Linked DNA regions of Homo sapiens: all the other regions are linked to region 4. The links are chromatin contacts, found by Hi-C or POLR2A ChIA-PET in ENCODE. All regions are on one chromosome and are shown on one strand. The core of a region is the stretch at or near the end of the contact, and the rest is flanking DNA. Distances in the headings are between cores, read along the strand shown. Region 1 holds the start of NDUFA9 (NADH:ubiquinone oxidoreductase subunit A9). Region 2 holds the start of TIGAR (TP53 induced glycolysis regulatory phosphatase). Region 3 holds the start of FERRY3 (FERRY endosomal RAB5 effector complex subunit 3). Region 4 holds the start of TULP3 (TUB like protein 3). Region 5 holds the start of CCND2 (cyclin D2).

Region 1 (4,253 bases), core at 1,754-4,253, 1.8 Mb before region 4:
GAGTTTATGGTGGGAAAATGACTGTTCTCATCTGATTCCTTTGATTTCTCTGTAAAGCTGAGAATGAGACAAAAGCACATGTTAGAGGTTTTAGGAAACTCGCTATGTTAAGTAATGATTATGGAGACAAGGAAACCAAATTTCCTAGAAAAATGTAGCACTGAAAATCTACTTGAGATTTGTATTCATGAATTTAAAATAAGGCCAGTTAGTCTGAAGTTTTCCCTAGCCCCGTTCTCCATTGCTCAGTGGCAGGCAGCAAATTACGTGGAAAGTTTTGTTTAATCAGGGTCAATGTTTTTTACGACAATGGGAGTTGGGCTGGGGAGTTGAGGATGCATAAAAGGGAATGATAAGAGTGAAGAGTAAGGAAATGAGGACATAGGATAAGACAGGCAAAAGATGGCAGAGTCAATGAACTGGGAAGAATTACTTGAGTTGAGGAATTAATACCTCAAAGGACTGTTAAGAGGATTAAACATACATAAACCACGTAGCACATTACCTAGAGCACATTAAGCATTCTATGAATAATAGTTGCTTTTATTACTTTGAAATTTCTCAGAAGGTAATGTCACACTAACCTCACATGGCTATTGTTTTTTTTTAATAATTATGGGCCAAGAATTATTCTAGAAACTGTGACTATCACAGTAAAATACAAAACCCTGGCTTCATGAAGCTCACAGTTTAAAGGGTTAATGAGAATAACATATGGGCAAGCATCTGTCACAGTGCCTTGCAAATACTAGGTGCTCAATAAATATAAATTATTACTCTCTTTGGTTCCAGCCTCTCCACTTTCTTCCATTTATTATGAGTACTATTAGAAGAATGATATTCTTTATTAATTATATATTCATTATATTTCTCTGCTTAAAAACCTACATTAGTTTCCTACTGCAATACCCAAACCAATAGTCCAGACATATTTGCTTGCACACTGCATTAATTTTTTTAAGTATTTATTTAAAAAATTATATGCACGTTCTATGTAGTACCAATATGATATACACATTATAAATCATACATTACTTAGAATAGTGTGTGGCATACAGTTTAAACTACATAAGTGTTAGCTATTATTACTATAGAAAGCAATTTTTAGGAGTTCTAATTTATATTTCCACAACTTATTAGGTCCTCTTGCACAACTCCCTTTGGAGACTACCGATCTAAACTCTGCTTGGCTTTCAAAGGTCTCCATTGTCTGATCCCATCTAACACATTCAACCTCCTTTTCCACTATCCCAGATATTCAGGTAGTCATTTCACTGCCTCTTGAATACCTCATGACTCCATTCTCACCCACTTGTCTTTGCCAGAGGACTTTCCAGATCATAACAGCCCTAAAGAGACCAGTGGGAGCACTACAATTCTCCACTGGTCTTCCAATCATCCCTCAGTACCTCAAATGATACTAATCTTTCCCTTTTATGATTTCCTGTGATACTTAATAGTCTTGCCACACTTAACTATATATAGTTGTCTTACACAGTTCTGTCCTATAGTGTGTGGATTATGTTACATACTAGACTTGCCTCTACAGAATTTACTCAAAAACTTACTTTACCAGACAATAACGCAGAGTGGTTAAGAACACAAGCTATGGTGTCAGTCAGAGGAAAGTAAGTTAAAAGAGGAAAATTAATAAAAATACCTAGAACTGGAGATTGCAGATAGCAGGTACTCAATAAATAGTGATTACCATTCACAATCTACATTACGTCATACAATTGTAATAGTTTAACAAGAACCAGCAAATGTCTTTGCAAAGACATTGTGACTACAAAACCATCCACTATAAGTGATGTGCACCACCACCTTCCCAGTGGTATGCAGGAGTTCTACCCAAGATGGAAAACAAAAAAAAAAGGATCCTCTAAACACTCCTAATTCTTGCCTCAGGCTGAACATCAAGCCTATCTGTGGTGCTTTTAAAAATTTAAGGTGCAAGGAGCTAATCTCACAAATTCTGACTCAATAGCTCTACACTCAGTCCTCATTTCTAATTTTTATAAAGCTTTACGAGTGATTCTGACATGAGCCAATTTTGAAAGCAAATGATATTCTGTAACGACTAAAATACACTAAGAAAAATACAACTTTGGGGGTTTGATTGGAATATGTTTGTGGAAGAGTAGAGGGTGAAAGGACAATGATGAAGTGTAACCGTATTTCTAATTTCCTTGCTTTTTAGTGAGTGGAAGGACAAATGTATGTTTTCAGTTTGAGGAGTGGGAGCAGATCCAATCAGAACAGAAGAGAAACTAAATAATGCTAACAAATTCTAACATAGCCTTCATTCTTCACTTTCCTTTCCACCAAGCTCCTGATTCTTCTCTCCTCAAACATCACTCTCTCCCCCAGACCCCAACGCACTTTGCCGAACACATTCTACATCCGTAGAGACGCTTTTGGGTAAAAGGATGCTTTTACAAATATTAGCTCATTTAATCTTATCAGAGACTCCCTGGTATTGTAATATTATCATTTCCATTGTGCTCATATGAATTGAGACCCATTAAGGGTTTGCACAAGGTCATAAAATCAATCTAAGAAAACCTCTCGCCACTAGCCTTTTTTCCCTCCCTTACACATTTCTCCCCCCGCCCCATACAAATATTTCTCATAACCCTAAACCCTTACAACCATATCAGAATTCTGATTCTCTCGATCCCTAACGTGTCCCCCGCATTCTCCTCTTCGCTTACAGCTGCTTAAGATCTTTTGTCCCCTCCCAAGGTGGTGCACAATTGAATATGTGAGCCGGGGAAGCGGAAAGCGAAAGGAGAAACCAGACTGAGGCAGCTCCAAACCTAGAGAAACCAGAGTGTGCCTAGGAAGTTGGCGTGACCGCTGCAGCACGGTGCCACTTCCAAAACCTTAAATCCCCGTCTCGGAATCCCGACCAGGGGCCGCCGTTCCCGGTAACACTTACGTGACATTGACAGGACCCGGACAACCCGGGATTGTGCGGCAGCCGCCATCTTTTCCCACAATCCCCCACGACAGCACTCCCGGCTGACTACGGCTGCTAAGCTGGGTCAAAACTTACCTTTCTCGCCTGTCTGCGCAAGCGCTAACCAAGAAACGACGGTTTCGGGTAGATTGTTGGTTAAGAAGAAAGCTGGGAAAGTGAAGGAGAGGGGGAAGAAAGGAAGTGAAAAGACTTTGGCTGTTGGAATCTCAGATCTGGAATAGGCTGTATAGGCTATTTATAATCTCTAATTGCCGAGGAACCTGAAGTTCAGAGTTAACCAGTGACTGACTCAGGACATGCAAAATGGCAAGACCCGAGGTAGAAGAGCTCACCTTTCCTGACTCTCAGTTTCCTGTTCCCTGAAAATGTAAGCTAAGCTGGCAGCCCTGGTGAGTCCGGAGGAAGAAGGAGGCGTAGCCCTCCGCGCTCAGGAGATCCAGGGCCCAGGAGAGAGAAAAGGGGGGACAAGAACGAGGGGAAAAGTGGAGAAGAGAAACCAAAATAGGGTGTGTCCCAAGTAAATAAATGTGCGTCGAGCCCGCCAAGCACATTCTCTCATAGGGACCCTTGCGCCTGCTGTTCGCGTTTCCTGGAATGCACACTCAGGTGTCTGCACCAGCTCAAGTCTCTGCTCAAAAGTGACCTCTTCGGATAAAACTTCTCTGACCATCCTATCCAAGGTGGTAATTATTCCACCAATTTTTGGTTTAAGTTTATATACCAAAGCACTTATCACCAACTAGCATATGAATCTAGGAGTTCTTAACCAGAAGTGTGATTCATGAGTGGGCTTCGGGAAATCTGTGAACTTCCTGAAATATTATGCAAATTTAGTGGCCATGTGTGCCATCTGAACATCTGTCTAAGGAGAAACTGCAGATGGCTCTCTCTAGCGCAATGGCTTGTAATTTTTTCTTTAACTGTGGTCACCTTTGAGAATCTGCATTGTTCTACAAAGAGCCATCTAGAAACTGAGGAAATTCCAGGTTAGACTAAGCGCTTGGATTTTAAAATACTTTATTCTGGTCAACCTCTCCAGATTGCTGGGTAGGAGATGGCAACCAGTGATCCTGTGAAACATACCTTAGGCTTATCAGAAAACCACCTAGTTTGGGGAGGGCGGGTTCTTTCTAGACTTGGTAATCCTTCCAGTGCTTTGTTTTTTCAGGAAAAGTATGTGTTTCTGGGATAGACAAAAAGGCCTGTGATGAGTAGGGATGTAGAAGTTGCTTATTACTAGGCTTGAAATCTTGGCTGTTTCCACTCTATC
Region 2 (4,373 bases), core at 1,437-3,936, 1.4 Mb before region 4:
TTCTTTTCCTGAAAGAATCACCAGGTTTTGGTTTTGAGAACTCTGAAGGCAAGAAGCAGGAGGATCCAGACCGGAAAGCATTGAACCAGCCCTCTCACTCCATCTTCCTACACATAAAACAGAACAAAATAAACTATTGTCATAACTCCACACAATTATATTAAGAGACTAAAAAGTAGCCTCAAAAATGGCTGGTGATGTTCAAGTAATCTACAAATACCGGGTTTTAACAAATTAAGTAGGAAACAAAAGACGGTGAGTGGTAAAGTTGCTTTGGTTAAACTCCTACTTCCTCAACTTGCCATGTGACTTTAAGCAAGTTACAAGGCGTCTCTGTCTCAGCTGCCTCATGTGAAAAATGAGGATATCAGTCCTTAACTCACTAAACTGTCAGATTTTAATTACAACAGTGCCTGGCAAATAATCATTTATTAAGACTTATTTTTTAAATGATTCCTATGAGGGCCTCCGGAATCAAACCCTTTTTAAGCAGCAGAAAGGGAATAAAATCCATATTTATATGACTATTGTCTATTAGGAATCTAAATAGGAATCATCTTACTTTTTAGGGGTTGCCTTACCCCAAATATTCTACAACTTCTGAGTTTTCTTTTTTTTCTTTTTGAGACAGGGTCCCACTGTGTCGCTTAGGCTGGGGTGCAGTGGCCCAATCACAGCTCACTACAGCCCTCACTTCCCAGGCTCACATGATCCAAGTGATCTTCCTGCCTCAGCCTCCCTATTAGCTAGGTTCACAGGCATGCACCACCACAGCCAGCTTTTTTTTTTTTTTTTTGTAGAGAGGAGGTTTCACCATGTTGCCCAGGCTGGTCTTGAACTCCTGTGCTCAAGGGATCCACCCACTTCCGCCCCCCAACGTGCTAGGATTACAGGGGTGAACCACCTTGATGGTCTGAGTTTCAATTATAAATATGACACTGGGCTGGCTGGGTCAGGCGTCTAGAAAGTGCACTAACATTGGAAGAAAGGGTGATCAGGCCTCTAGTTCCTGTTCTGCTACCGATTAGCTGTGTGACCTTTAGTAAGTTAAGAATTCTCCCAAGGCATTCTATACAACCGAGAGGGGTGGGAGAAGAGATAGTGAGGAACTAGATTTCTAAGGTAGCCATTAAAATCCTGCTAATCCTAAACAGACAATTTTAGAGGATTCTTAAGATTATCTTTCTTATAAAGGAAGGACAGGCCAGAAAAGATAGCTGTTAAAGTCAATTGACAAAGTTAAATCATATTAATGTCCTTTGTGAGCTCCATGAATGCAGAAATGGTATGTTATTTATCTGTATGATCCAGTCTACTGGCACACATTACCTACTCAAAATGCTGGTGTGCTGAACTATACGTTCGTATTTGGGAATCAACTGCACTTTTATTGGAGCTTTCTTTATAGAAGTTATTTCTCAGATATATTTCTTTCCCTGTTGCATCATACACTTTACCTGTCCCCCATTTAATTCTCGCATTAAAGTAGTGAGATACGCACTATCATTTGCATATCAGGAAACTTAAGTCCAGGCTACCTGGCTCTTAGCTGGAGAACAGACTCCAACCGAGGTCTACCTTGCCTGAAAAATCTGTGCTCTTAGCAGGGCGCGGTGGCTCATGCCTGTAATCCCAACACTTTGCGAGGCCGAGGTAGTCGGATCACTTAAGGTCAGGAGTTCCAGACCTGCCTGACCAACATGGCGAAACCCTGTCTCTACTAAAAATACAAAAATTAGCCGGGCGTGGTGGCGCATGCCTGTAATCCCAGCTACTCGGGAGGCTGAAGCAGGAGAATCGCTTGAACCCCGGAGGCGGGAGGTTGCAGTGAGCAGAGATAGCGCCACTGCACTCCAGCCTGGGTGACAGAGCGAGGCTCCATCTCACAAAAAAAAAAAAATAAAAATAAAAATCTGTGCTCTTAACTACCCTGATTTTCACCTCCCGTTAACACTTGGCAAATACATAAAGACCTATCAGCATGCAGCTCCGTGTAACGTTATGATAATAAAAACATTTATTTGGGATGATACGGTCTGCTGAGATCAGAGCTGTGATCCTCTTTTCTCTCCCAGAACTGTAACCTCTGGGGAAAAGAAAGAAGTCTCATATATGTGCCTGGGGGGCTGACTGCCTGGGGAAACGAGGGGGAACCTCAGAAACTGAGAGGATAGCGGAAGGCAGCCGGCATCAAAAACATCAGCCATGGACGAGCAATTCTGCAAACTCTTTGCAATCTGCTGGGGAGCAAAATCGGTACCCAGACAAGTCTGTGGACATGTCTGGCACCGTTTTTGGTGCAGCCACCAAGTGCCTACGAACCCCGATCCCTTGCTCCTCCGGGCCTCACTTTATCTGAAACACGGAACGAAGCTATCTAAGACCTGCCGTCGTCCCTCGGGGCTGCTGGGGTGAGAGGAGGGGCGACACGGGACGGCCCCAGGGCAAGCGCCCCGGAAAAAGCGCTTCCAAGCCAGCCCTCCCGGGCTGGAGCGAGCAGGGAGGGGAGAGGGTGGTGGACCCGTTTTCCCTTCACCCGCTCCAACACACTCAAGGAAGAGAGAGAGAAAGACATCCTGCCACAGCCATACTCACTGCCGGACAACAGTCAGAGCGAAGCGAGCCATGTTCCCGGAGCCGCGTCCCGTCGGTGGCCCCGCGCCGCGCTGCCCCTGCACTGCGGGCTACCTCCCCCACACCACTTCCGCCAAGCAGCCGGCCGGCTCCGCCGCCATAGGCCGAGGCGGCCTCGCACGTCATCCCCGAAGGCCACTCAGGGCCGGGCGAGGCCGACGGGGCGGGGGAGACGAGGGAGCCACGGGGGCCCCGCCCAGGGCTGCGGCGCTTGCGCCCCTGCGCGCCGGCCTGTGATTGGCGCGCGGCAGGTGCGGGAGGCCCCGCCCGCGGAGTCCGCGGTAGGATTCCTTCCCTCGATAGCCGGCAGCCTGCGTTCGGGGCAGATAAGGAAGCCGGCGCACTGATTTGTGGTTGTTGCGATTGAGGCTGGAATGCAACCGTTCGTCTTATAGCTGGCCACTGTGATGAACCCCTCACGGGTGTACAGCGACCAACAGACTGTGTTCTATGAGGTCTGTTAGTCCCTAACCTTAGGGACGTAGCGTCGGCCAGGTCTGTAGACTTAGACCCACCCACCCCAACTCCGCCGGGACAGACGCCCTCCGTGACCAAACTTTAGTCGGGCTCCTTTGAGGCCTTTTCTATACTAGACGGCATCCTCGGCCTGCTGAGCCTGGTTTTACCAAAGAATCCTGCTAAGCCTGTTTATCAAGAGAGACCTCACTGTTGATGCTCTCTTCTAAGGCCCTTGATATCTAGTAAAGTTCCTCCTCCCCCTCCCCCAGATAGCTTACCACGTTCTGGTAATTTCCCATCTTCTCTTTCATCCCTTCCATCCCGCCCCCTGGCTATAAATCTCCACTGGTCCCGGTTGTATTCTAGAGTCGAATTCAGTCTCTCTCACCTATTGCAGTAGTCTTGAGTAAAGTCTTGCCGTTTTTAACAAGCCTCAGATGAATAATTTCTCTTTAATAGCCTTCAGAACGTTGAGGGAGTTGCTTCATGTTAGATATGAGTTCTAAATTTCTTTTCAAAGAATCAATATGTCAGTATGTTCAATTCTTTGCTTTTTACTTTTAAACTTAACTTCCTCCTAAAGCAACCTTCTCTTTTTTATTTATTTATTTATTTTTTTGAGATGGAGTCTGGCTCTGTCACCCAGGCTGGAGTGCAGTGGTGTGATCTCGGCTCACTGCAAGCTCCGCCTCCCGGGTTCACGCCATTCTGGCTCAGCCTCCCGAGTAGCTGGGACTACAGGCGCCTGCCACCACGCCCGGCTAATTTTTTGTATTTTTAGTAGAGACAGGGTTTCACCGTGTTAGCCAGGATGGTCTCGATCTCCTGACCTCGTGATCCGCCCGCCTCGACCTCCCAAAGTGGTGGGATTACAGGCGTGAGCCACCGCGCCCGGCCACAACCTTTTTCGATTACCTGCTGCACTCTGACTCCTTCCCATTACCTACTCCACCCTGACTCCTTCCCATTACCTACTCCACCCTGACTCCTTCCCATTACCTACGCCACCCTGACTCAGATTACCTGCTCTGTCATAACTGTTTTTCCCGCCAAACCACTCACCCCCATCACTCTCTTTAGATTAGCCAATCGGAATTAGTTTAGCCTGTGCGGTGGGGCACTACACAGCAGCAGGGGCCACGTGCGTCAGGGATAAGAACCCCTTCCCCTCCCTTGTCCAAGTGTGCGCTCACCATTGCTCCATCTGTAAGGACGCACCCTTCTATAGAAGTACCTTGCCTTGCTGAGAATTAAAAAGAAAATTTTATATTCGAGTGCTA
Region 3 (4,272 bases), core at 1,510-4,009, 1.6 Mb before region 4:
TATACTTACCAGCTGAGCATCCCAAATCTGAAAATCTAAAATCTGAAGTGCTCCAATGAACATTTCCTTTGAGTGCCATGTAGGTACTGCAAAAGTTTCAAATTTTGGAGCATTTCAAATTTGGGATGCTCAACTTGTACTACTTCAGAGGGCATTAGAAGAAAATGATATTCAAAGTGAAAAAAATAATTTTTTCCTCCCTCCTCTAGGCACTAAATAAAATGTTTTTCTAGTTTTTATTTCTATATTTTTGTCAAATGGCTAAATGTGAATAACCTAATTTGTCAGCTGGTTGTTCTTTCAAGTAAAAAGAATGTTCTATGAAAAAGAGGTAGTAAGCTCAGCTCACAACTCAGACAATCTCACAAGTGCTTTTCCTTGAGATAACTATCACGCATCAGTATACAGAAGTGCTTTATGTGTACTTCCTGTTTCCTCACGCAAACTATTAAAAAGTGCACTCATATTACTCTCTTACTCTTCAGAGTTAAAGAAGTTAGAGCTGAATAAAATGTGAAAACCCCTTTATAAATTCTGAACTTGAATAATAGTAAAATAAAATCAATAGCCTATTTTTAATTAGTATACTTAAGGGTTAAGCTATGATGAATATAATAATTTCCACTACTTCATCAAGCATATTCTTAACTGAAATGATTTTTTTTTTTTTTTTTACTTTTAAGAGTATGGCAGTAAACATTGCAAAGACTAGTAGTACAATTTAGTGCCACTGCCTTAATTGTTCTGAGGTGCCAGCAGTTTTATCGGGGTCACTGCAGTGCAAATGACAAAGCAGCGAAAAAGGCAAATCATATCTTAGTATTGTTATGAAAGGAGTTTTGACCTCATAGACCTCTAGAGAAGTTTCCAGGGACCCACAGAGGTCTGTAGACCATACTTTAACAACTGCTGTTCCTTACAAAGGGATTATGACTCCACTGCCTGGATGCTTAAAACCCATTTCAAATTCAGCATGTTCGAAACAGAAATCTTGATCCCTCACACCTCCTAACCTTCCTTTTCCTAGTCTTCCCTATCTTAATACAAAGATCATCCATCCTGTAGCTCAGACCAAAACTATTGTGGAGTCATCTCTGATTCTTTCTTTCCCTTACCTGTACATCTACTTCATCAGCAAGTTCTGTCCACAGTGCCTCCGAAATACATCCCAAATTCATCTGTTCCATTCCATGCCCACTAATAATACCCTATCCCAAACCGCTCTCCAATGATATAATACCTGATTTTCCTGCTCCCGTTCTGGTCACCCTATCCATCATTTATTCTCCACCAACAGCCAGTGACCTTTATAAAAGCAAACTTAGATTCCTCTCCCCTACTTAAAACCCTCCACTGACTTCCCATTGACTTAAAATAAAACCTAAACTCCTTTCTAAGACTTACAAGACCCTATCTGTTCTGGCACCTGCCTATTTCTCTGGCCTAATCCCCCTACGATTCTCCCCACTGCTTGTTAATCCTATAGCATTAGACTGTCCCTAAAATATGGTCAAGTATGGGGCCTTGGCTCCTATTCCCTCTACCCTGATTCATGACTCAGTGCATGCATTATCGCCTCAGAGTCACATATTAACTACTATATTTAAAGTAGTGCTTTCCTCTTTCGCACTCTCATATTTCGAGGCTTATTTTCGGCCCCCTAACCTCACCTCCCACTGGAATGTAACCTCCAGCACCTCGTACACTAAAGAAGTGAATATATTCAATAACTTTATTAAATGAATGGCTAACTATAGGCTTCCATGGCACTCAACTGTGTAAATAGAAGAATCGTTTCTAATACCACGATGGAAAGCACAGAGGATCTTGAGTGAGATGACTTAGGTTTGAGTATTGCCCTGCCACTTACTGGGCTGTATGACTCAGATAACTTACCCTCTATACGTAGAAATGTTAAATCAATACAACAGGAATGCTTACTCTTTCTATATCAAATAACTACAGTGATAAACAAATAAAATAACACATAATTGGGCGCTCGGTGAAATGTAAAGCGCTGTTCAAACGCTAACAAGGTCTTGGTAAAAGAAACGGCGACGGTTGTGAAGGGAGGCAAAGAGAAGGAAAAAGCTACGATGCTAGGATACTTCTGAGCAACGGGTGGCTCTCACTGGAGACTGGGTTCTTGATAACCGTCCATCCTAACCCCACCATCGCTGCCCTCCGGTCTTACTCGATCCTTTCCCCTTAGTCTCATGTCTTTTCCCTTAGTTTTCCTCCCACCCCCGACGAATGTCAGGAACTACCCACCTCACAGGCCGCACCATGGTCCCTTTCAAGGCTTGGTATTTACAGTTCTCAAATTCTTGTTGGCTTCAGCGGCGGTTTCAATTCCCGCCCAAAACCAGACTTCGGAGCCCTCCGCCCCCTGTTACCAGTCGTCCAATCATCACCAGCCATGCTTGCGGCGGCGCACGCGCTGTGGGGAAAGCGAATTTGCTCCCGCCCTCCCCAAGGCACCGCTTTTCCGTATCCGGTCCACCAGAGCCGAGTTTGTGCTTTGTCCCTGCACTTTCGTCACAACGGCGGATTTGCCCTGTCTCTGAAATACAGAATAACAATAGAAATACACCTTATTGCACCTTTCAAATTGTTAAATTGAAACAGGTTGGGACATAGGGGCACTTGGACTGAGAAATTTTCTACAAGATGCCAGGAAATAGAAAAGGATGTGGCGAATCTACGTTCGCGGATCCGCGGTGTGGAAAAAGTATGTCGGCAAGTCAGCTGGTTTCCCAGTGCAGGACGCGCTGACAGCTCGAGTGAGCGGACTGCCCAGGACTTCGGAACTAGACGAGGTGAGCCCAGAACCGAGTGAGGATGCCCTTTCAGACTGACAACCGTTACAGAGGGATTAGTCCCCTCACCCGGCTGAAGTTTCTCAGCTCGACCGTCTGTCTTCCTTTTCCCTGATTAATGTGAGCCTCAGAGCCTCCGCTCTGTTGGCTGTGTGTGTTCGGTCCAGACCTTCCATCCCATTTTCTTATGGGAAACCTTCCTGGATTTCACGGTTGCTAAAACTGAACCCAGGCTTCAGGATAGACCATTAGTCTAAAAAAAGAGCGAGAGGAGAAAGAACTAAAGTTATCAGTTTCTTGAAACACAAGTCTAAATGTTGAACCAGAGCTTTTGTGTCTGCCTTCTCTTTTTTTTTTCAACATTCCTGATTCATTCATATTTTTGCATTTATCAGTGGTTGATTCTTTTTTATTGCTGTGTAGTATTTATCTCATAAAATAAACAAGTTTACTATTCTCCTACTAATACGCATTTTGGTTGTTTCCAGTTTGGGGTATTATAAATAAAACTTATATGAGCATTCTTCTGGGTGTACTTTAGCGAACATATGCGTGTGTGTGTATTTGGATATATACTTAGGAATGAAATTTCTACATCATAGAATATACCTTTATGTAGTTTTGGTAGTTTTCTAACATTATAAAAATTTGTATTGCTTTACGTTTAATTTTAATTCTTTCTGAGTAAAACAAATACCCTATCTCTTTGCATTATGGTGAAATAGACGAAGATTTTTGTGTATAGCCTACATACAGATTTGAAAATATAGTCTGGATAATTCAACTTAGCCCCGCCCCACGACATGTACAAAAGTCCTTTGAGTTTTTTTTATATTTCAGGTGATATCTTTTTAAATAACCGTATGAATAATTTTTTGTTCTTTATTTTTCCAGTGAGCACCATAAAATAAAAACGCCATACAATCCAACAATTATTTATTAGTTCTTGCCATTCGCAACATCCTGCCTAATACATGGAATACAAGACAGTATTCCTTCCACTTCAAGAAGACTGTTTTCTAGCCAAGAGTAAGAAATAGAGCGTGATAAGTGCCATGATTCAAATAAGTCTAGGCTAATATGAGAGCCTGTCGGGACCCAATCCAGTTTTAGGGAGTTGGATAAGTCTTCCTAGAGGCTTAACTGAGACCTGAAGAATTAGCAATTGTTATCCAATGAAATTAAGATCAGTAAGAGTGCTCTAGGCAAAGGAAAAGGCATTCAAAAAGATTCGGCATGGAAGGAGAAGTTTGGTGTTGACAGAAGTTCAGAATGGCTGGAAAATAAAATTTGTGAATTTGTGTATTAGGAAGGAGAGGTGCAGTTTCTGAGAGAAGAGTGGAAATATAAGCAGGGGTGTTGTAAACTGGGATAAAGAGTTTGCATTTTATCCTGAGAGCAATGGAATGTCATAGAAAGTTTTTAAGCGGATGAACAACATGATCAGATAAGT
Region 4 (4,290 bases), core at 890-3,389:
AGCCAGGTGGTGCCACGCACCTGTGGTCCCAGCTACTAGGGATGCTGAGGTGGGAGGATCGCTTAACCTGGGGAAGAGGTTGAAATTAGTTGAGATCGCCCACCACATCCTAGCCTGGGCGACAGAGTGAGACCCTGTCTCAAAAAAAAAAAAAAATTAAAATTAAAAGAAAAGAAAATAAAATTTAAAGAGCTAGTTTCTTTCGGAAGAACAAGGAGGGGGCCAGGCGCAGTGGCTCACGCCTGTAATCCCAGCACTTTGGGAGGCCGAGGTGGGCAGATCACCAGGTCAAGAAATCGAGACCATCTTGGCCAACATGGTGAAGCCCCGTCTCTACTAAAAATACAAAAATTAGCTGGGCGTGGTGGCGCGTGCCTATAGTCCCAGCTACTCAGGAGGCTGAGGCAGGAGAATCACTTGAACCCGGGAAGCGGAGGCTGCAGTTAGCCGAGATCGCACCACTGCACTACCGCCTGGCGACAGAGAGAGACTCCGTCTCAGAAAAAAAAAAGGAAGGAAAAGCCTCTTGGTCCCAATTTCAAAGTCAATCCCGCATCCCGTTTTTTTTTCCCCAAAAAATCTGAGTCATATCAAACATCTGGTACTCATGAAATTTACTACTTTAAATTCATGGAATTAAAACTGAGCGCCCACAACTGAACAAATATTTTCGGAATTCAACCAGAGATGCTGAATACTAACTTTATCTCCTCTACCACTTACACCTGTAAATGTAGTTTTCTTCCTCGACTTGGGAAAAAAAAAAGCACAGTGAACAAATTTCAGAGTGCAGCTATCACCTCAATAGAACTTGACGAAAAAGGAAAATACATGTTCTTTACCCCCAACAACTTTGTGACAATTTTTAAAAATGGTTTAAAATTGTTTAAATATCTACTAGTGGAAATATCAAACTAAATACTTACACGTCAAATCATTTTTTTTTTAAGGTGACAGGATGTCACTGCGTTGCCCAGGCTAGCGAGCTCAGTGGCCCAACACAGGAGTTTGGAACTCCTGGGCTCAAGGAATCCTCCCTCCTCAGTCTCTCGAGTCGCTGGAACTACAGGCGCGCACCACCGTGTCCGGCCAAATTTTAATTGATTGACTGATTGATTTTATTTTATTTTATTTTTTTCTAGAGATGGGGGTCTCGCTATCTTGTCCAGGCTGGTCTCGAACTCCTGAGACCAAGCGATCCTCCTGCCTTGGCCTCCCAAAGTGCTGGGGATAATAGACGTGTTCCAAGGCGCCTGGCCCCAAATCTTTGTCTTGGTAATGGAATAAAAAGCGGGGTATACAGTTGGCGTGTAGGGCTTAAATCCTCAGATGACGCCAAAGTTTCTAACCAATGATTTCAAACGGCTTCCCATTAACTTCTCATTAACCTAGCGAACAAGAAAGTGACACGCTGAGATTTTGGATCCTTTTTTTTCCGAGGCTCTCCCTCTGGCAGAGAAAGAGGCGCACAAACAAGGGGTGTGGCCCACTGGCAAATCAGTCAGACCATCCCGAATCAGGGACAAACACTGGAAAGCAGAGAGGAAAAAGAAGTTTCGCGTTTCCGCTCCTCGGACTCTGCTCCAGAATTCAGCTTTACCCGTCCGAAGCAGCGGCGTCAGAACAAGCTACTAAACATCACCCGCACCGCCTCCCGGGAGGGGCTGGGTCCCCTCTCGGCTGTGACACCGCCGGGCAGTGGGAGCTGAGCGGGGCCAGCGCCTCTCCCCCGAGGGAAACCCGAGGCCCAGAGGGGCCGAGGGAGCCCGTCACGAAAACTCCAGAAGTTCCTAAGCAGGGACCTGAACCAAAGGTCTCTGCCCACGGCGCGGGATGTAGTGCCGCCGCTCCACTTGAGAAAGGGGTCCCCACACGGGAGTAGGGCGAGGGGGTCGCCTCCCGCCGCCGAAACCAGTCCCTCCCTGAGTCGCCAAGTCCCGAGTCCCGCCCTCTCCCCGCAGGGCTCCCGGAGAGGACCTCCGCCTTCTCGCTTCGCCCCTCCGCCTCGCTCAGGAGGAGACCTGCCACGGCCCTGTCTGACCTGTCGCCGCTGGGACTGAGCCGGCAGCGCGAAGCCTCCATGCCCGCCACCGAGGAAGCCCCCACCACGTACACACTCTTCCCCGCCGTCGCTAGAGTGGCTAGGCTGGCACGCCGCCGCGTCCCGCCTCCTGGCAACCGCGTTCCACACTGTCGCCGCCGCCGATTGGTCCGTGTTCTCGTGGCTCCTGTCTCATTGGCTATTGCCGGGGCCCAACGATGCGGGAGGGTTGCTAAGGGGCGGGAGGCGAGCGGGAGTTAAACGCGCCTGCGCGGGGGTGGGGTGACGCGAGCTAAGGCTTGGTCCTCTGGAGCGCCTCGCGGGGCCGGTACTGAGCGGGAAGACTTTGTTTTTGCCTGGGCCTCGCCCGCCGCGCGGCCAGCAGGCGAGTCCGGTCAGAGGAGTCTCCTATACCGCACCAACCGCCACGCACGCAACGGCTCCTCGCACCCCCGCCATTTTTACCGAGCCCACCCAGAGCGCTTCCCGAGGTCTGCCCTGTGAGGATGTACAGACCTCTGCCGCTTCCCATTCTGGCCCCTGCCCTGATACCAGCGGCCTTCGTGGACCCCCTCTGGTACCCTCTCCACTCCATCAGTCACTCCCAGTGAAACGCATCTTCCATAGGCTGGCCTTGAACTTCAACTGCACAGAACTTAAGCTTCCCCTACTCCAGCCCAAGCTTTTAGGTCATTCCTAGACCTGCTCTACAGACTCCCCTAAAGCACACGAGGGAATCCAGAGACTTTAATTTTTTGAGACAGGGTTTCTCTCTCGCCCAGACTGCAGTGCAGTGGCCCGGTCTCAGCTCACCGCAACCTCCGCCTCCCAGGCTCAAGCGATTCTCCTGCCTCAGCCTGTGGAGTAGCTGGGATTACAGGCAGGGGCCACTACTGCCTGGCTATTTTTCGTATTTTTAGTAGAGATAGGGTTTCACCATGTTGGCCAGACTGGCCTCTTAACTCCCGACCTCAAATGATCCACCCGCCTCAGCCTCCGAAAGTGCTGGGATTACAGGCGTGGGCCCGTCCTGGAGACTCTTTCCATCTACCTTTCTACCTCCTGTGGGCCTTCCTCAAACATCCATAGCCCACCGTGAGAGCCCCTGTCTAAATGTGTACTCTTGTCTCCAATAAATCCCGTCCCCAAATGTCAGTCCCTTTCTCCCTACCGACATGCACATTATAGTCCCTACAAAACATCCTGAGTCCTGACAAGTCACTGCACAAATGGCTTTATGGCGTTCTAAGGTCAAAGTTGTTTCCACATTGGTTTTGAACCTACAAGTTAGTACTTTAGGAGGCACACGCTGAGAGTGGACCGTTACACTGCCTGGGTCAGCGTGCACTCACTGTGTGACCTGTGCATGGTTCATTCTCTGCATCAAACTCCCATCTGTAAAATATACAGTAATCCCTGCTTGATCTAGTTGGGGCTGGACCTGACACAGTAGGTCCAGCTGAATGAATGCTAAATGAATGGGTTTAATGAGATGCTACTTGTCTGAGTAAAAGGCCGAGACATTCGGTTGACTGGGGAAGTCCTTCTGCATTAATTACAATAAGTAATACTCATTGAAAACTTTCCTTATTTACACACAGTTGAACAGTTATTCTAAGAAACCATTTTCCCACCCTATTTAATATTGACAGATTTCTTCAGTTAGAAACAAAAACTCAAAACACACGCAATCCTAAAGAACTCATCTATGTCCCCCTTATCTCCCCTCATCTTATGTAGTCCCTAAAACAGGGCTTGCTGCCCTTTCTTCTTCTTGCCTTTTCAGCAGATGAGTCAAGGTTGCAGAGGTGGCAGTCAACCATAGAGTCACAGAGTTTGATTTTTTTCCATCCATCAGGTCGTAGAAGCTGCCACTGAGCCTGACAAGAGTTGGTACTCAAAAATGCAGAATGAATTAGTTTGAATGAGGTGATTAAGGATTAATGAGTAGTGGTTAAGGAAACAAAGACCATTAGTGGATGGGGTAATATTGCTGTATTACTGATGGAAGCAGGATTCTCTAAAAAAACTTTCTGCAGCCATTTACTTACATACATTTTAAAGAGTTACTACAAGATATTTTAAAAATTTAAACAGTTAATACAAGAAAAATATGAAGTGAATAGTTCATGACACTAAACTGAACTGTTCATGACACAAAGTATCTTAGAAAACAAATCTCGGCTGGGCCAGCACTTTGTGAGGTCAAGGCCAGCAGATGACTTGAGGTCAGGATTTTGAGACCAGCC
Region 5 (4,645 bases), core at 1,633-4,132, 1.4 Mb before region 4:
ACTCCAAGTTTTTAGGAGACACCACAGCCACATACCTATCATGTGAACACGTTCTCAGACTATTTTTGGAAATTTGGAATTTAATTAAAATATTATCACTGTTAATTAAAATATTCCATGCGTCCCCTACACACATGCATACACAATTGCAAATGAGTCTCACCAACCCAAATCTCCATGAGGATCTTATTCACAGATGTAGCCTCAGTGCTGGGCACGGAGCCTGGGCACATAGTAGGAACACACAAAAAATAAACAGTGGTTTCCTATTAAATGAGCTATCGCCCATAAGTGGGTAAATTCTATTGGTGGGGTCATTCTGGATCCCAAGAATTTGCTCTGGCAGTGGTGATAGAAGGCATATTGTTGGCCAGGGGAAAGCGGGAATCGCAGAAAGGAAGGGAGGAAGGGGCCGGTCATTACCAGCAGCTCCTGAGGCTTGATGGAGTTGTCGGTGTAAATGCACAGCTTCTCCGCGGTCAGCGGGCTGGTCTCTTTGAGTTTGGAGGCCAGGAACATGCAGACAGCACCCAGGAGTTGCAGATGGGACTTCGGAGTCGGGACCCCAGCCAAGAAACGGTCCAGGTAATTCATGGCCAGAGGGAAGACCTCTTCTTCGCACTTCTGTTCCTCACAGACCTATAATGGGAGTGGGAAAGGGTTGGGGGGCGGGGGTGGAGAGCATAGCATCAGCAAAAGAGAAAAAGAATAAAAAAGCGTAATCTATCGAAACAAAAAAAATTAATTTTTTTTTGTGGGAGGGGGAGGGGACCAGAATGCGTGATAAGAATAAAGAACAAAGATGAGGAAACTGGAGTGAATCAGAATAGCCCATCAGTGCTTTGGTATTCCCAGGGATCCTATAAAAGGGGGTGAACTACAGCTCCAAAACGGGGAGTCGGAGAAGTGCGCAGCAGCCGCGGCAGCTCCGCGACGCTCCCTTTGGCTACTCCTTCGCGCACTCTAACTCACTCACTCTTTTTTGGATTTCGTCATCTTTTCAAAAAATCAATAAAAATATTCTGGAGGCTCCGGGGGTCCACTTCTTGGTCTCATCCGGATCCCCAGATCCTCCTCTATCATTCCCGACAATTGGAAAAAATGTCTGGGGGGGTCCCTGCGGCCCAGGGGCCGCTTTTGGGGGGGCGGGTGAGGAGAGGTGGGGAAGAGAGGGGGAGGGAGGAGAGGAGGAAGAGCGCCGCAGCCTCGGCAGCTGGAGTCGGAGCAGGGGGGGATGGTTTCAAAAAATAATTAAAAATCGAGGAAATATCCTAGAAAAGCCCTTTTGGCGTGAAAACCCCAAAGAAGAGCCAGGCTTCCCGAAACAGAGGTTTCGGGTGCCAGAAAGGTCTGTATTCCGACCCCTGGGGCTTTGGATCCCGGGAGGAAACTTGAAGGGGTGAGCGCCGCGGCGGGAGTGTCCGGCTGCGGCCCACAAGGACAGAAACTAGGGAACGCGGTGACGAGCGAGGGGAAAGACGGGAGCAGAGAGCCCTGGAAAGAGGCACGGGGGGCTCCCACCTCTCCTTCAGGGGTGACCCGGTATCCCCCCTACACACACCCCCTCCCCCCCTTCCTACCCCACCCAAATCTCCGCACCGAGGAAGCTGGAAAACCAAACTGTAAGTAATCTTCGTGAGGTGGGGGGTGGGGGAGAGGGCACGATTAGAAGTGGGGTGGCCGGGATAATGGGGTGCGAGGGTAAGCGGGCGACGTTTCCCAGCCTTTCCAAAGGGAGTTTGCAAAGCAACATGGCGAAACCACGGCAGGTCCAGAGCTGTGCATACGTGGGCACACGGCTCGCTGGGCAAAGACTTGGAGTGAGGGGCAAGAAGCGGTTCTTTTGGGTTCCCCTGAAACACGCGTTTCTTCAATGGGACTTCCGGGGCTCCCGAATTCCCCGTTTCTCTCCTTCTCCCTCCTCCCTCCACCTCCCCGGTGAAGTGCCAGCGCGGAGTCGCGACCACAGGCGGGGACCTGAGGCCAAGACGAATTTGCTCTGGCCTTTTGGGGGGGGTTGCCTTTCTACTCGGGGTCCCGATTTCAGGCCCCGACTCTCTTCCTGGCCGCAGCGCAAGCAGCCGCGGCGGCTTCGCAAAAGACAGGTCGCGAGGGGGGTGGGAAGAAGAGGCAGCCACATGCAGGAACACGCGCGCGGGATGCTCCCCTACCCCCGCCCAGGACAGCCTCGCTTCTCCCAGATTTTCCTCCCCCCTCTGCCTCCCCAGTTTATCTGGAGAGGAACAGAAATAAAGCCACGCGTCTCGCCAGAAGGCGCGCGGTAAACTCCCGCACAGGAGCCGGGAGGCCGGCGCGGGGATTGCCCTCTCCCAGGTTTAGGGCTCCGGCCGGGGACCCGAGCATCCGGAGGGGTCCTGGCTCCTGGCGAGCGCCACCCCCCGACCTACCTCCAGCATCCAGGTGGCCACCATTCTGCGCATGTAGGGTTGGATGTCCTTCTGCACGCACTTGAAGTAGGAGCACTGCGGAAGGTAGCGCTCCTCGATGGTGAGCAGGTTCTGCAGGACGCGGTCGTCTCGGAGCAGGTTGCGGTCCCGCACGGCCCTGCGGACCGGGTCCACCTCGTGGCACAGCAGCTCCATGGCCAGCCCGGCGGCCCCTCTCCCTCCTGCTTTCCCCGGCCTGGAAAAAGGTTTTTCTGTTTTTGTTTTTTGGAAGGGGAGGGGAGAGCGTTCCCCTGACCTCCTTCCTTTGGCTAAATAGGGGGTTTTCGGGGGAGAGGTGAGGGCAGAGAGAGAAGGTGGAGCAGAAGGGAGGCGAGGATTGGGTGGTGGGCGAGCAGAGCCTCGGGGCTGCCTCACTCGCACCGGTCCTCCCCTTAAAACTGGTCTCGCTCTCCCCTGCTCGCTCTTCTCCGCTCTGAAGCGGTGACGCAAGCTGGCTGGGCAGTTAGCTCTCCTCCCTCTCCCCGCGCTCCCCGCTCTGGTTCCTCCTCCCCTTTCCTCCCCTCCCGGTCCTCCCCTCCTCCTTTCAATCTCTCCCTCCCTCCCTCCTTTTCCCCTCTCGTTATTAAGGAGAACAGCAGCTGGCCCGACCCAACTTCAAACGCGGTCCCCCGCCACCCCCCACCCCTCTCCCTCCATCCAGCCCTGCATGCCAGGGGCCCCGGACAGGGCAACCCACAAAAAACTACCGACTCCTATTTCTGCCCTCTAATTTCACTCATTCTGTAGGTGTAGCACGCCAAAATACGACCCTCCAACTTTGGCTTCTTCAAAACGGATCCTAATCCTCCTGCCCTTGTATTTAAGATCCAGGAATGTAGGGTAGATTATCTGAAGATGGGGTGACCTCAGACAATTTAGAAATAGGTCCCTTAAGTGAAAAATAAGGGAGGGGGTGATTTTAGAAAATAGCAACCTCGCATACCCAGAGATAAAGGTCATGTCCCTGAAGTCTGTGTTCCTGATAACTTCGAAGCTGTTTCGAAAGCCCCGATTAAAGGGACCAGAACAACGTCCCTTCTGCCCCCCCCTGCAGAGTGTGTGCAGAGGAAGAAGAGGGAGGGAGAGGTGGGTATTAGGAAGGAAGGGGGGTGCTTCTCTGGAGGGATAGAATGTGATCCTCGAGCAGAAACCATCGTGTTTCTGGGGGCTCTTCGGGCGCCGTGGGGCGACGCGGTGCAGCGTCTAGGGCCGCCGCAGGCCGGGGGCAGGGCTCCCAGCGGTTCCCCCGCGGCCAGCGGCCACGCAGGAAAAACCCGCTTCCTCGCCCCTGCATCTGCTGACAAGCCGCCCGAGGTGTCTGCGCTGAGCGTGGCCACACCGATGCAGCTTTCTAGGAAATGGCCCGGGAGGGGGAGGGGGCGAGTGAGGGATTAGGTCCGGCTCCCCCTCGCTCCCCCTGCGCAAACACCACCACCCCTTCCTTTCCCCGGAGGCATGAGGCCTCCACGCTCGGTCCTTCGCCCGCATCCTCGCCGACCCCTCCGGTTTCGCGCCTCACTCGCCAGGCTTTCTCCCTGGGAGCCGACTGCGGTGAAGTCGCCGCCAGCACGGTCGGCCCTGACACGTGCTCTAACGCATGCTTGAGTCAAGGCTGTCTTTACAGGAGATACGATCTGGTGGCGTTTCTTCACCTCCTTCCTCCCGTCACCCCCCACCCCCACCGCGCCCTTTGGTGTATTTCACTCCAGGAGGAAGGGGAGAGACCAGCGCCCTGATGTGCTGGCCAAGCTGGCACGTGCAGCGGGCATGGCGTGGCTCGAGCTCTCTGGGCACACCGAGGCCGACTGAGTGCCTCCCTCACCGAGAGAGGGGGCCCGGGCAGGGGCGCGGAGAGCCAGCAAGGCGGGGTGGGGCGCGGGCTGGGTGAGCCGTACACTAGGTTCCCTGCAAGGCGGAGGAGGGGAGCGAATAAACTAGAGGTGCAAGCGATTAACTCAGGCCCCGGAGCCAGCCTCTTTAAACGAGGGTGGGGCGGAAGGGGTGGTGGGGGGGAAAGGAGGGGATATCGCTTTAAAAGGGTGAGGAAGAGTTTGGGGCGCCGTCTCCCCTCCCTCTATTTGCATAGCCAATAGCTCTGGGGCTCCTGCTACTGCGCGCTGATTGTTACCGGGCAGATTACTTTTTTTTTTTTTTTTTTTTTTTTTTTTTAGTAGGACGCGTTCCCCACTACATCAAAA

What was found. A loop is a pair of places that touch in the nucleus more often than their neighbours do. ChIA-PET counts read pairs that join two places held with the same protein, here RNA polymerase II (POLR2A). Pooled maps may share reads with other maps.
Region 1: a map of naive thymus-derived CD4-positive, alpha-beta T cell shows a loop between it and region 4 (14-fold over the local background). The contact joins the promoter of NDUFA9 here to the promoter of TULP3 in region 4. A Hi-C loop is called at or near these places in 1 of 168 maps with a recorded cell type or tissue (naive thymus-derived CD4-positive, alpha-beta T cell) and 8 of 50 pooled maps. POLR2A ChIA-PET finds 5 or more read pairs at or near these places in 2 of 52 experiments (activated naive CD4-positive, alpha-beta T cell and activated naive CD8-positive, alpha-beta T cell).
Region 2: a map of B cell shows a loop between it and region 4 (16-fold over the local background). The contact joins the promoter of TIGAR here to the promoter of TULP3 in region 4. A Hi-C loop is called at or near these places in 1 of 168 maps with a recorded cell type or tissue (B cell) and 6 of 50 pooled maps. POLR2A ChIA-PET finds 5 or more read pairs at or near these places in 1 of 52 experiments (activated T-cell).
Region 3: a map of naive thymus-derived CD4-positive, alpha-beta T cell shows a loop between it and region 4 (8-fold over the local background). The contact joins the promoter of FERRY3 here to the promoter of TULP3 in region 4. A Hi-C loop is called at or near these places in 1 of 168 maps with a recorded cell type or tissue (naive thymus-derived CD4-positive, alpha-beta T cell), 1 of 37 single-sample maps with no recorded cell type and 10 of 50 pooled maps.
Region 5: a map of ascending aorta shows a loop between it and region 4 (4-fold over the local background). The contact joins the promoter of CCND2 here to the promoter of TULP3 in region 4. A Hi-C loop is called at or near these places in 1 of 168 maps with a recorded cell type or tissue (ascending aorta) and 7 of 50 pooled maps. POLR2A ChIA-PET finds 5 or more read pairs at or near these places in 1 of 52 experiments (activated B cell).

Annotation. Positions count from the first base shown.
Region 1 is chr12:4,647,864-4,652,116 of GRCh38, reverse strand. It overlaps NDUFA9 (NADH:ubiquinone oxidoreductase subunit A9), which reads right to left and starts at 3,003. Exons shown (of 11, transcript NM_005002.5): 1 at 2,942-3,003. The coding sequence starts at 2,990. AKAP3 (A-kinase anchoring protein 3) reads left to right here and starts at 3,066. Exons shown (of 6, transcript NM_001278309.2): 1 at 3,066-3,372. RefSeq lists enhancers at 2,578-3,233, 3,102-3,311, 3,592-3,641.
Region 2 is chr12:4,319,526-4,323,898 of GRCh38, reverse strand. TIGAR (TP53 induced glycolysis regulatory phosphatase) reads right to left here and starts at 2,686. Exons shown (of 6, transcript NM_020375.3): 1 at 2,596-2,686. The coding sequence starts at 2,627. RefSeq lists a silencer at 2,596-2,975 and an enhancer at 2,441-3,094.
Region 3 is chr12:4,536,956-4,541,227 of GRCh38, reverse strand. It overlaps FERRY3 (FERRY endosomal RAB5 effector complex subunit 3), which reads left to right and starts at 2,759. Exons shown (of 14, transcript NM_020374.4): 1 at 2,759-2,819. RAD51AP1 (RAD51 associated protein 1) reads right to left here and starts at 2,338. Exons shown (of 9, transcript NM_006479.5): 1 at 2,272-2,338. The coding sequence starts at 2,288. RefSeq lists enhancers at 1,906-2,514, 2,515-3,124 and a silencer at 2,730-2,779.
Region 4 is chr12:2,888,740-2,893,029 of GRCh38, reverse strand. It overlaps TULP3 (TUB like protein 3), which reads right to left and starts at 2,139. Exons shown (of 11, transcript NM_003324.5): 1 at 2,042-2,139. The coding sequence starts at 2,082. It overlaps RHNO1 (RAD9-HUS1-RAD1 interacting nuclear orphan 1), which reads right to left. Exons shown (of 3, transcript NM_001252499.3): 3 at 3,506-4,290. RefSeq lists a silencer at 2,244-2,293 and an enhancer at 2,564-2,743.
Region 5 is chr12:4,271,999-4,276,643 of GRCh38, reverse strand. It overlaps CCND2 (cyclin D2), which reads right to left and starts at 2,882. Exons shown (of 5, transcript NM_001759.4): 1 at 2,409-2,882; 2 at 424-639. The coding sequence starts at 2,603. It overlaps CCND2-AS1 (CCND2 antisense RNA 1), which reads left to right and starts at 460. Exons shown (of 2, transcript NR_125790.1): 1 at 460-585. RefSeq lists silencers at 2,952-3,041, 3,572-3,691, 4,472-4,591, 4,576-4,645.